Regions from separate parts of the Homo sapiens genome. Here all the other regions are linked to region 3. A link is a contact called in ENCODE Hi-C or POLR2A ChIA-PET data. All regions are on one chromosome and are shown on one strand. Each heading gives the region's core, a stretch centred on a gene start or an enhancer-like site at or near the end of the contact. The rest is flanking DNA. Distances are from core to core; before and after follow the strand shown.

Region 1 (3,102 bases), core at 237-2,736, 190 kb after region 3:
GCCCACTCCTGGTCCTTGCCTTTCTTCCAGACTCACCAAACACGCCGGTGGAGATGCAGGGGAACGCCTGGGCGGGGAGGGGTGAGAGGGGGTTGGAACATTGTCACTGCGCCCCGCCTCCCGCCCTCCCCCGCGGGCCGTCCCTCACCACCGAGCGGAGCCGGTGCTCCAGCAGCAGGTCCAGACTGCTCAGGTAGCAGCTGCGGAGCTCGGCAGCCTGACTGGCGCTGGGCTCCCCGTAGGCGATGGGCCCCACTGTGTGGATGACGTCTACGGGGGGCGACGGGGTCAGACCGGCGGGGGTCTACGCGGTCCTCAGCTCCCTCGCTTCCCCCTGCCGGCCTGGGCAGAAGGGGGCAGGAAACACCTTTCCCCCCAAGCGCTGAGCCTCCTCCGCGAAGGCCCCCACCCCTGTGGGCCCCCTCGAGCCCGAATCCGCACGCGCACAGAGCCCCGCGCCCCCTCCCCACATCTGTATGGGCCCGGCTGAGACCCGAGCGCGAGTGTGGGCGCGAAGGCGTTGCCCCCCAGCTCCATCCTCAGCCTCCACGCACGGTCTCCCCCATGTGCTTCCTGGGGTGTGCGGGGTGGGGGCCGGGTCTTGGCCCTTAAGGTTAAGAAGGGCCCCCTGAGGAGTTCCCCAGCACTCCTGTGGGGGCCGCACCCCTGATGTCCCAGTGACACACGGGCGCCCTGTCTGCGCCCCACAGCTGGGGGCGCGTCGGGGACTCACACTTGGCCGGGAGCCGATAGCCGCCGGTGATCTTGGCCTTGCCAGTCTTACAGCTCTGCAGGGTCCGGCACTCGTCGGTAAGCAGGGGGCCGGCGGCCCGATGAATGCAGCCGTCCACTGCGGGAAGGGCGGGCGCGACTGAGCTGGCCTGGCAAGGCTGCGGCCCCGGGGTGAGCACCCTCAGTCCCGAGAAGCCCCTCGGCGATGCGAGGACCCATGCGGAGCCGCGCCCCAACCCCGTGGCCTCCGGCCGCGGCCGCTGCCCCCACCCCCGCCCGGAATGTTTCACATCTGGGGAAACCGAGGCGCAGAGCGGGACGGCCCTGGGCCTGGCGGGAAGTCGCGCAAGGAGGCCGGCAGGGGGCGCACCCGGCCCACCCTGTCCCTTCCAGGCCGCGCCGCCAGGGCCCAGGCAGGGCGGCTCCGGGAGGCGGGGGCCGCCGGGACAGGAACCGCCGCCCGAGCCGGGGTGACGGGGAAGCTTCCTCCCCGACGCCCCTCCCTAGCCCTGTCCCGGGCGCGCTGCAGGGCCCGCGACCAGTCGCTGCCTCCGCCCGGGCCTCAGCGTCGGTGCGATCCCAAGGCCCACCTCCCCAGGCGGCGCCCCATCACGGGGCGGCGGCAAACCCTAGGACCCATTTTGCGGATGAGGAAACCGAGGCCACCTTGTTACAGGGTGATCAGATCTGTAGCTGGAGTCTGGGTCTTCCAGCCGCGCGGGGAGGTGAGCCCGACGCCCGGGCCCGAGTCTCCTGGCGCGCAAACCCCAGCTGGTTAATGAACCGCCTCGTTAGCGCATCCAGCTTAATTACGGCCCCGCATGGGCTTGTTTATCCGAGGGCGGCTGCAGGGCCTCGCGAGCGACCCTGGGGACCCGGGCGCAGATAAACAACCGGGGCGCAGCGGGAGGCATGGAGGAAACGCTCCAGCAGCCCAACCTCGCCAGGGCACCGCGCAGGAGAGGCGCGGCCTCAGGCAGGCCTGGGTCCAGCCCGGGCTCACCCCTCATCGGCTGTGAGATCCTGCCCCTTCCCCTCTCTGGCGTCCACCCTCTTATCTGGAATACCGGGACAGCGACCCTCCCACAGAGGAAAACGCCGCGTGCTGGCCGGGAGGACAGGGCCCATCTTTGGCAGCTCTGATCGCCCACGCCAGGAGCTCCTCAGGCACCAGCTGCCTGGTGCTCACAGGCGGGCATCAAGAGAGGACCATCATTCCCCATTTTACAGATGGACAAACCAAGGCCACCTTCTCCTTCATCACCTCAGTCTCGGCACAGTTCCAGGGATGCCAGGTAGCTCACACCCCTTTCTTTTGCTGTTTGATCTCGTGCCCTGGGGGCACAATTAAACCTCATTCTGCAACTTTACTCAGAGCTGGCACCAGGCAATTTCCCAGAGCGTCCCAGGGATGGGTGGGCAGAGAGGTTAGGGGAACGCTGAGAACGGCTCAGGCCTGGATCCCTTCCACCTGCTCCTCTCCTCTGCAGGGAGAAAGGCAGCTGTAGCCCAGGGCGAGGCTGAGATGGAGCAAGAAGGCAGGGCCCAGAGCGGGCGTCCAGGCTGGAGCTCCCAGTGCTGGGAAGTGAGTGTTCCGAATGGGGTGCCGTGGCTGGGCTGTGGAGCTGGGCAACGTGAGTTCACATCCTGGCTCTGCCAGCCACAGATGTGTGACCCCTCACATATCATTTAACCTCTCTGGGTCTCAGTTGCTCCATCTGGAAAATGGGATAATAGCACCCACCTCAGAGCTCATTGGGCTGTTGGAAGGATTGAGTTAAACTAACTTTGTAATGTGCTTAAGGCAGTGCTTGGCAAGAATGGAGGTCATGAGTGTATCCTGTTATTAACAACAGTGTGACAGTGTGGGCATGTTCGGGTATGTGTACATCAGTGTGATGGGAGGTGGGTGCACACAGGGTGTTCACAGTGTGTGGGGGTGAGCCCAGGGATCTGTCTGAGCTGGCTCTCCTAGGAGCCTCCCGGGTCGAGCACCTGGCACCGGCTGCTCGAAGTCTCTGGGGGCTCACCGCCCTGCAGGCGACCTCGGCCAGCTGTGGGGGCCCGTGCGGGGAAGTGGAGCTCAGTGTTTCAGGAATTTAATGTTTCCTGCGGAAGTGGACTGGCCTGCAGCCAGGCCTTTGGGGCTGACCTGGGGGCGCAAGGGAGGTGGAGGGAGCTGGAATCAATGCTGGCAGAGGGCTCAGGCCAGATGCCCCCTCCTCACCCCCAGCAGTTCCAGAACAGGGCCTGGGCCAGGTGATGGCTCTGCAGGGGCCCCAGGGAGGGGCTCCCCTAAAGCAGAGATGAGGGACAGGTCACTGTCAGCCCACTGCTACCCCAACAAGCTAGAGTGCAGCCTGGCCCCTC
Region 2 (3,100 bases), core at 233-2,732, 220 kb after region 3:
AGAAAGAAGAAAGGGAGTTAAGGGGAGGGAAATTAGAAGGGTGAAGTGAGGAGGGAGAGGCAGGAAGGGCAAAGACAGGCGCATGCAGAGCGCACAGAGGCCAGAGGCGGCGGCCTCAGGCTAGGCCCCAGTCTGTTCCCGGACTGGGCGCAAGAGGGCTGGGTTTGCACAGGGAAAGGAGGGGGAGAGGTGCTGGAGTCTCTGTAGGGGGGACCCTCCCCAAGGGGATCTGGGAGGGCATCCCAGAGGGGAGGTGGCCCCCAGGCCTCGATGGACAGCAAAGAGCAGGGCCGGCAGAGGGGGTCCCAGCCAGACTGTGGGCGGTCTGAGGGTGGATCAGGAGCACTGGGGCCCTGGTGGGGGCTCTGGGCAGGCTTGGGACTCAGAGCAGCCACTGACAAGGTGATGAGGTCTGACCAGGGCAGGCCAGGCTGGGTATATGGGAGAGTCCCTTACTTAGTGTCCCAGCGAATGCCAAGAGCACGGGGACTTTCAGGCTAAGAGGAGGCTGTCTGGTCTAAACACTCCCTCACCCCACCCGGATGCCACCCACAGGCATGAACATCTTCCCAGTCTCTAATAGGTGCCAGGCACTGGGCCAGCCACCCTCCCATTCAAGGTCTTCTTCATCTCTCACAGTAACCTTTGGAGCTAGGTAGTAACGGTCCCATTTCACAATCCAGGACACTGAGGCTGGGAGAGGTTCAGCAACTTGGCCAAGGTCACAGTCAGCTGGGGATGGGAGGGGGCGCTGGCATGGGACCCTGGCACTGCCCCCTTAATAGGTGGGAGGGGTATTGCTGGGGAGCGCCCGGGTGTTTACAGCACGCGGCGGATGAGAGGGTCTGCCCAGGGAAGGGGCGCCAGGCAGGAAGGAAGGGGTTACTTTGGCATGCAGAGTAGGCGGTGGGTACCTGTTTGTGAATGAATGCACGGGTGGACGGATGAATGAATGAATGAATGAATGGATGGCTGGAGGGATGGTTGAATGAGTGGGTGCGGAGAGGAGGGTGCTGGGGAGGCGGCGCGTGAGCTAGAACCCCTTTCTCCCCCGCCTCCACGGTGGAGGTTGGCTTTGGGAGCCTCCCTCCCCCAACTCCCCAGAGGGGTCGGCTCCCCCACCCGCCCTTCCCCCAGCCAGTTTAGCCGAGGGCGGGGGAGGGGGGCGCGGAGGCCGCTTCTCCCCGGCTGGGCCAGAATCCCCGCGCGGCGGCGCAGCCTCCCGCGCCGGGTCCCGCCGGCCAGTGCGCAGCGCGGCGCCCCCGTCCTCCTCCCCCTCCCCTCCTCCTCCTCTCCCTCCCCGCTCCGCGCCTGCACGCACGGCCCCCGCCGCCGCCGCCGCGAGGGGAGAGGCGGCCGCACAGCCTGGTTCCCCGCGCCCTGCTCGCCGCCGCCGCTCGCGCGGGCACCGCCGCTGGTCCCCGCCCCGCCGCCGAGCGCACCCGCCCGGGCACACGCACCCCGCCGCTGGACGCACCCCCCGCACTCCTCCCGCGGCTCCGCCGGGCGCCCGAGCCGGGCAGATGCGCCGCCGCGCGCCCCCCGCTCCGGGCCCGCCACCGTGCTCTGCCGCGCGCCGGGGGCTCCTCTCCCGGGCCCCCCTGGGCGCCCTCCGGCTCTGGTTCCCGCCCGCTCCTTGGAATAACCCCTGAGGCTCCAGCCGTCACCGCAAAGTTTCCCGAGGAGACCCGCCTCCCCGGCCGCTGCGCAGGTAGGGCTGGCTGCACCGGGCGGGGGTCGGGGTCCGCGCGTCTGGGACAGGGCGCCAGAGCCGACGGGGCGGGGGCCGGGGGCCCGGGGGCACCGAAGCGCCACGGGGTCAGGCAGCCTGGCTTTGCCCCAGAGCGGCGGGAGATGGGACGCCCAGCCTTTGGGATTTGGGGTGGGGGTCCCTGAGTCAAGAGCCAAGCACCAGTAGCGGTGGCGCTGGCCCCGCCGCGGGGAGGCGCGGGGTGCGCGGCCGGCGGCTCAGCTCTCCCGAGCCGAGGCTGGAAAGGGCGGGGGCTCAGCTGGAGCTCTAGTCCAAGCCCTCGCTGCACCCCCCAGGGAGGGGGCCTGGCCCGTGGGGGGCGTCAGGCCGGTCATGTGGGTCCCAGCTCCCGCACTCGGGAACCGGAGGAGGGCGCGCGGCCAGGGACAGCCGGCCGGCCTGGGCGCCGCGCTCCCGTCCCCACCAGCCGCGTGAGTCACGGTTGGAGCGAGGTTTTATTTTTAAAACGACTTCAAGGGGGGCATGAGCAGCCTCCAACTTCCCTCCCTGTGCGCGCTGTGGACCGTCAGCCCTGAGCCGGGCGGGGGCTGGGGCCGTACACCTGGCGGCTGGAACGGTGAGACCATGGTGCCTGGGCGGGGGGCGGCGGGCACCCCCCATCCCCCAGCTCTCAAGACAAGGAGGCGGCCCGACCCGGCGGCGCACGCCCCTCCTCGCGGGCACTGGAGACCCCGGGGAGGAAGGCTGGGGAGTGTTGTCGCCCAGCTGCAGGGAACCGTGGTTGATCAGAGCTCCCCGAGGAGGAGAAAGTTGTGGAACAGGGACACCAGGGAGCTGCCACAGCCTTCCCGGTGGCCCCGGGAGGTCTTCGAGGCCCTCCAGGGTGGGCAGTTTTGAGAGAATACAGCCCAGCTGGGGTGTGCCAGGCCCCCGAGGCCCAAGCCAGAGCTCTGATGTGAATAAATACAGCCAAGGCTGGGGACGGAGGTGAGGGGTGACTGAGAACAGCCCTGCCTCACCGCGGCCCCTACGCCCTCGGGTTGGATGGAAACCAGCCCCTCCACATCCCCCTCCCCAGGTGGCTCAGGAGTTAGGAAGGAGGCTGTCTGTGGGGGGGACCCACGATGCCACTGTGGAGGGAGGTGGCTGAGGCACCCTGTCTCTGCCCGGCGGCCGCGGGGGAGGCAGCCGCCGCGCTCAGGGGCTCCAGATTCCAGTTTCTGGAGTTGAAAGCTACTGCATCTCTTCCGCCAGCCCCGGGAGGAGAGGCGCAGACATCACCTGTCAGCTGGTGCTGACTCCGTGGGCGACTGTTCAGGGCTTCCTCAGAAGGTTTAAAATGGAAATGGCCTGAGCTGACAGGGCCCGTGCCTGGGAGGGGACGCTGCC
Region 3 (3,117 bases), core at 574-3,073:
AGGGTTTTGGTGACACGATTAACAGGGGTTAACAGGGAGGTCTGGAAAGCCCAGCAGGGGACAGAGAGAGGCAGTACAGAGACTGGCAAAAGCAAGAAGCTGCCTACAACTCCTAACCTGCAGGGACAAAAAGAGGAGGTGGACTGAGTAGAGCCCAGGGGCATGGATCATCCTACAGATGTTGGGACCACAGCTACCTATCCATGAGCTGGAGCCACAGAGAGGCCTCATCTGCTGCTGGAGATGTCACCTGAGCCTGAGCAAGAGAGAGAAAGAGAAGAAATACCATGGCTCTTTCTTTCCTCCTGCCTTCTCTTCTCCTGCCACTGCCTCCCATTGGCTAAACCGAGGCCTGAAGCCAGATGCTCTGGGAGCCTGAGAAACTGCCCCCCGCAAGACTCAGCCCACTGCAATACAGAGCAGAGCAGAGGGGCACGGAAGGGATCTGTAGCAAATGGTAGAGAATGACCATTCAGCAGAAATAGTTAAACAGGCTTGGTAATACCTTTGTTGTAAAACCTTTAAAATATCAGATACACTTGCACATAACAAAATAATTCCCTTAAAAATAGACTGCAAGGCCAGGCGCGGTGGCTCACGCCTGTAATCCCACTTTGGGAGGCCGAGGCAGACGGATGATGAGGTCAAGAGATCAAGACCATCCTGGCCAACATGCTGAAACCCCGTCTCTACTAAAAATACAAAAATTAGCCGGGCATGGTGGCACGTGCCTGTAGTCCCAGCTACCCAGGAGGCTGAGGCGGGAGAATAGCTTGAACCTGGGAGGCGGAGGTTGTGGTGAGCCGAGATAGCGCCACTGCACTCCAGCCTGGTGACAGAGCGAGACTCTGTCTCAAAAAAAAAAAAATTAAAAAATTGACTGCAATCCATATAGACTAGTTCACACCTCTTCTCACACCCCCATCCTACTACGCGATTCTGAATACTACTGTGTCTGGTCTGATATAACGACATTCGAAGATGGATTTTCAGTGTCAGACATTTTGCATTTTCTGAGCTGAAATCTCATGAGGGTTGCTATAGAAGAGGGAGATGCACATTCCATGTCACAGAAGTAAAAGCTCACCCAGAGTGTGGTTATAGGGCAGCAATGTCATGGCAACTGGACTCTGGTCTTGGGGCTCTCAAGGGATTGCTGTGTGTCCTTGGAGAGGGTCACAAAATCTCCGGACTCCCGTGCCAAAAATGGAAATCATACCCATCAGGGTGGTTTATGTCCGCTCACAGTCCACTCTGCTTCTCTTCTTTGCCTTCCCAGAAGGGTCCAAAATGGTTTTTGAAAGAAACGATGAGCCGGACTAAGAAAACAGATAATGTGCCCACGGCCACGGAGCTGGCAGATGAGAAGGAATTCGGTCTCTGCGTTTCCATACCAAGGCCCTTTCCACTCACCCACCGCTTCTCTTCCTGCCCGGGGCATCTGCTGGCGGAGGAAGGCTTGTCCACGGAAAGGCAAAAGCGACTCCCGATCAAAATCCGGGGGCACCTGGTAGCGCTCTCCACGCCAGCAGAAACGCCCAACTGACTTCTTAATGGAGGGAAACCCCGGGCTTGGCCCGCAGACTGAGGGGCCCGCGTTGCGGGTTTTGGGGGCCCCTCTGCCTCTGCGCACCGGGTGGCCCCGGGTCCCCTCGGCCCTTCCCGCCGCCTCCCGGGTCCAGGGTTTCTAACGGGGCCGCGTGCCCGGGGCGGGGCCACGCGCGATTGGCCGCGCGGCATCGGGGGCGGGTCCGCGGCTGGCCGGCCGGGCGGGCGCCGACAATGAGCCTCCATAAAAGGGAGCGGCGGGGGGCAGGGGCCCCGGATTGAGCCCTCCCCGCCCGGGCTCCCGACGCGCCGAGGTCTCGGGGAGGCCCGGACGCGCCGGTCGCAGGCCCGGCCGGCGAGCGGCGGGCGGGCGGCGGGGAGGGGGCTGCGCGGGGCGGGCGGCGGGCCCGGCGCTATTCCGGCCAGGAGGCGGGAGGCGGTTGCCGGCTGCGCGCCGAAGCCTGCGCGCCAGTCCTCCGGCCACTGCTATCGCCCACGGCCGCACCATGGCCCTAAAGGCCGAGGGCGCCGCACTCGACTGCTTCGAGGTGACGCTGAAATGCGAGGAAGGGGAGGACGAGGAGGAGGCCATGGTGGTGGCCGTAATTCCGCGGCCCGAGCCGATGCTCAGAGGTGAGGATGGAGGGGATTCCACTTCCGCGTCACGGTGCGGGGCCGGGGCTGGGGCCGTCCCTCCCCAGTCGGGGTCCGGGACCCGGGCACCTTCTCACCCCCTTCAGCCTTGGGGCCCAGGTTTCCCTCTCGGATCTGGGTCCAGGGCGCGCTCTTGCACCTCCCCCACCATGGTTTAGAAGCTCAGGCCTCCTCGATTTCCCCCTCCCTTCCCCTTTCCCCCGCCCAGGGTCTGGAGACTTCGATCCACGCCCCGCACGCTCCGGATCTTCCGGTGCCCAAGCGCCCCCTCTCCCGGGCCCAGCACCAGAGGCCGGATCCCCAGAGGCGCTGGGTGGTTGCGGCCGCCGTCTCACAGCCTGGGAAGGGGAGGCAAGCACAACGGCCGGGCTGTGTTCTAGTCCGAGGGGCGGCGAAGCCTCTAGGCCGGAGGCTACAGGCGGGCGCCGCTGCCGACCTCCAGGAGAATTTTAAGGGCTCTCCGAGCATAACGCTTCCCTGCCCACCACCCCGCTTCATTCCCATTCCCGGGCCTTCCACTTGCAGGAGCCACAGGTGTCAAGTTCTGGAGAGAAGGGATGAATGGGACTGCATACAACAGCTAGTTTGGAAAAGCAGTGCAGTGCTAGAACGAGATTAGCTTTGGGAGGGGATGGGAGGAACAATCTCAGAACACTCGCTCTCCCCTCCCCCTTCACCGATTTCTAGTCCTCAGGAGCTTGCAAACCGTAAGAAAACAAAGAGCCATCTTTGTGGGAGACTTAATATGCATGAAAATGCAAATATATTTCCATTCTCCCACCCCGCTTTTCTTAGGCGGGATAGTACCCAAAAGAGGTTGAGAGCAGCAATGCCATTCATTGAACTTCAGCCGAACAGAATGATGTCTGCCTGCACTGCCTGTCATCCTTTTTGGAACTGGAAGGGTTATAAAAT

The links. Hi-C counts contacts between places; a loop is a spot of excess contacts on that map. ChIA-PET counts read pairs that join two places held with the same protein, here RNA polymerase II (POLR2A). Pooled maps may share reads with other maps.
Region 1: a loop to region 3 is called in a pooled map, with 2.8 times the contacts of the local background. The contact joins the enhancer-like site here to the promoter of SPINDOC in region 3. A Hi-C loop is called at or near these places in 2 of 50 pooled maps. POLR2A ChIA-PET finds 5 or more read pairs at or near these places in 3 of 52 experiments (MCF 10A, WTC11 and activated CD4-positive, alpha-beta T cell).
Region 2: POLR2A ChIA-PET joins it to region 3 with 10 read pairs in Panc1. The contact joins the promoter of FLRT1 here to the promoter of SPINDOC in region 3. POLR2A ChIA-PET finds 5 or more read pairs at or near these places in 3 of 52 experiments (A673, K562 and Panc1).

Annotation. Positions count from the first base shown.
Region 1 is chr11:63,999,494-64,002,595 of GRCh38, forward strand. MACROD1 (mono-ADP ribosylhydrolase 1) reads right to left here. Exons shown (of 11, transcript NM_014067.4): 5 at 734-850; 6 at 149-270; 7 at 37-67. Among named protein-coding and RNA genes, the nearest start is that of OTUB1, 15 kb to the left of the region's middle. RefSeq lists enhancers at 1-121, 122-1,057, 1,070-1,577 and silencers at 1-154, 805-1,384. Within about 2 kb of position 1,487, at least 5 of the 41 ENCODE cell types and tissues checked have a DNase peak (open chromatin) inside an H3K27ac peak, as active enhancers do.
Region 2 is chr11:64,034,449-64,037,548 of GRCh38, forward strand. FLRT1 (fibronectin leucine rich transmembrane protein 1) reads left to right here and starts at 1,483. Exons shown (of 3, transcript NM_013280.5): 1 at 1,483-1,711. The region is part of intron 3 of MACROD1 (mono-ADP ribosylhydrolase 1); the gene reads right to left. RefSeq lists enhancers at 1,523-2,425, 2,426-3,100.
Region 3 is chr11:63,811,633-63,814,749 of GRCh38, forward strand. It overlaps SPINDOC (spindlin interactor and repressor of chromatin binding), which reads left to right and starts at 1,824. Exons shown (of 6, transcript NM_138471.3): 1 at 1,824-2,181. The coding sequence starts at 2,055. RefSeq lists silencers at 1-199, 1,460-1,929.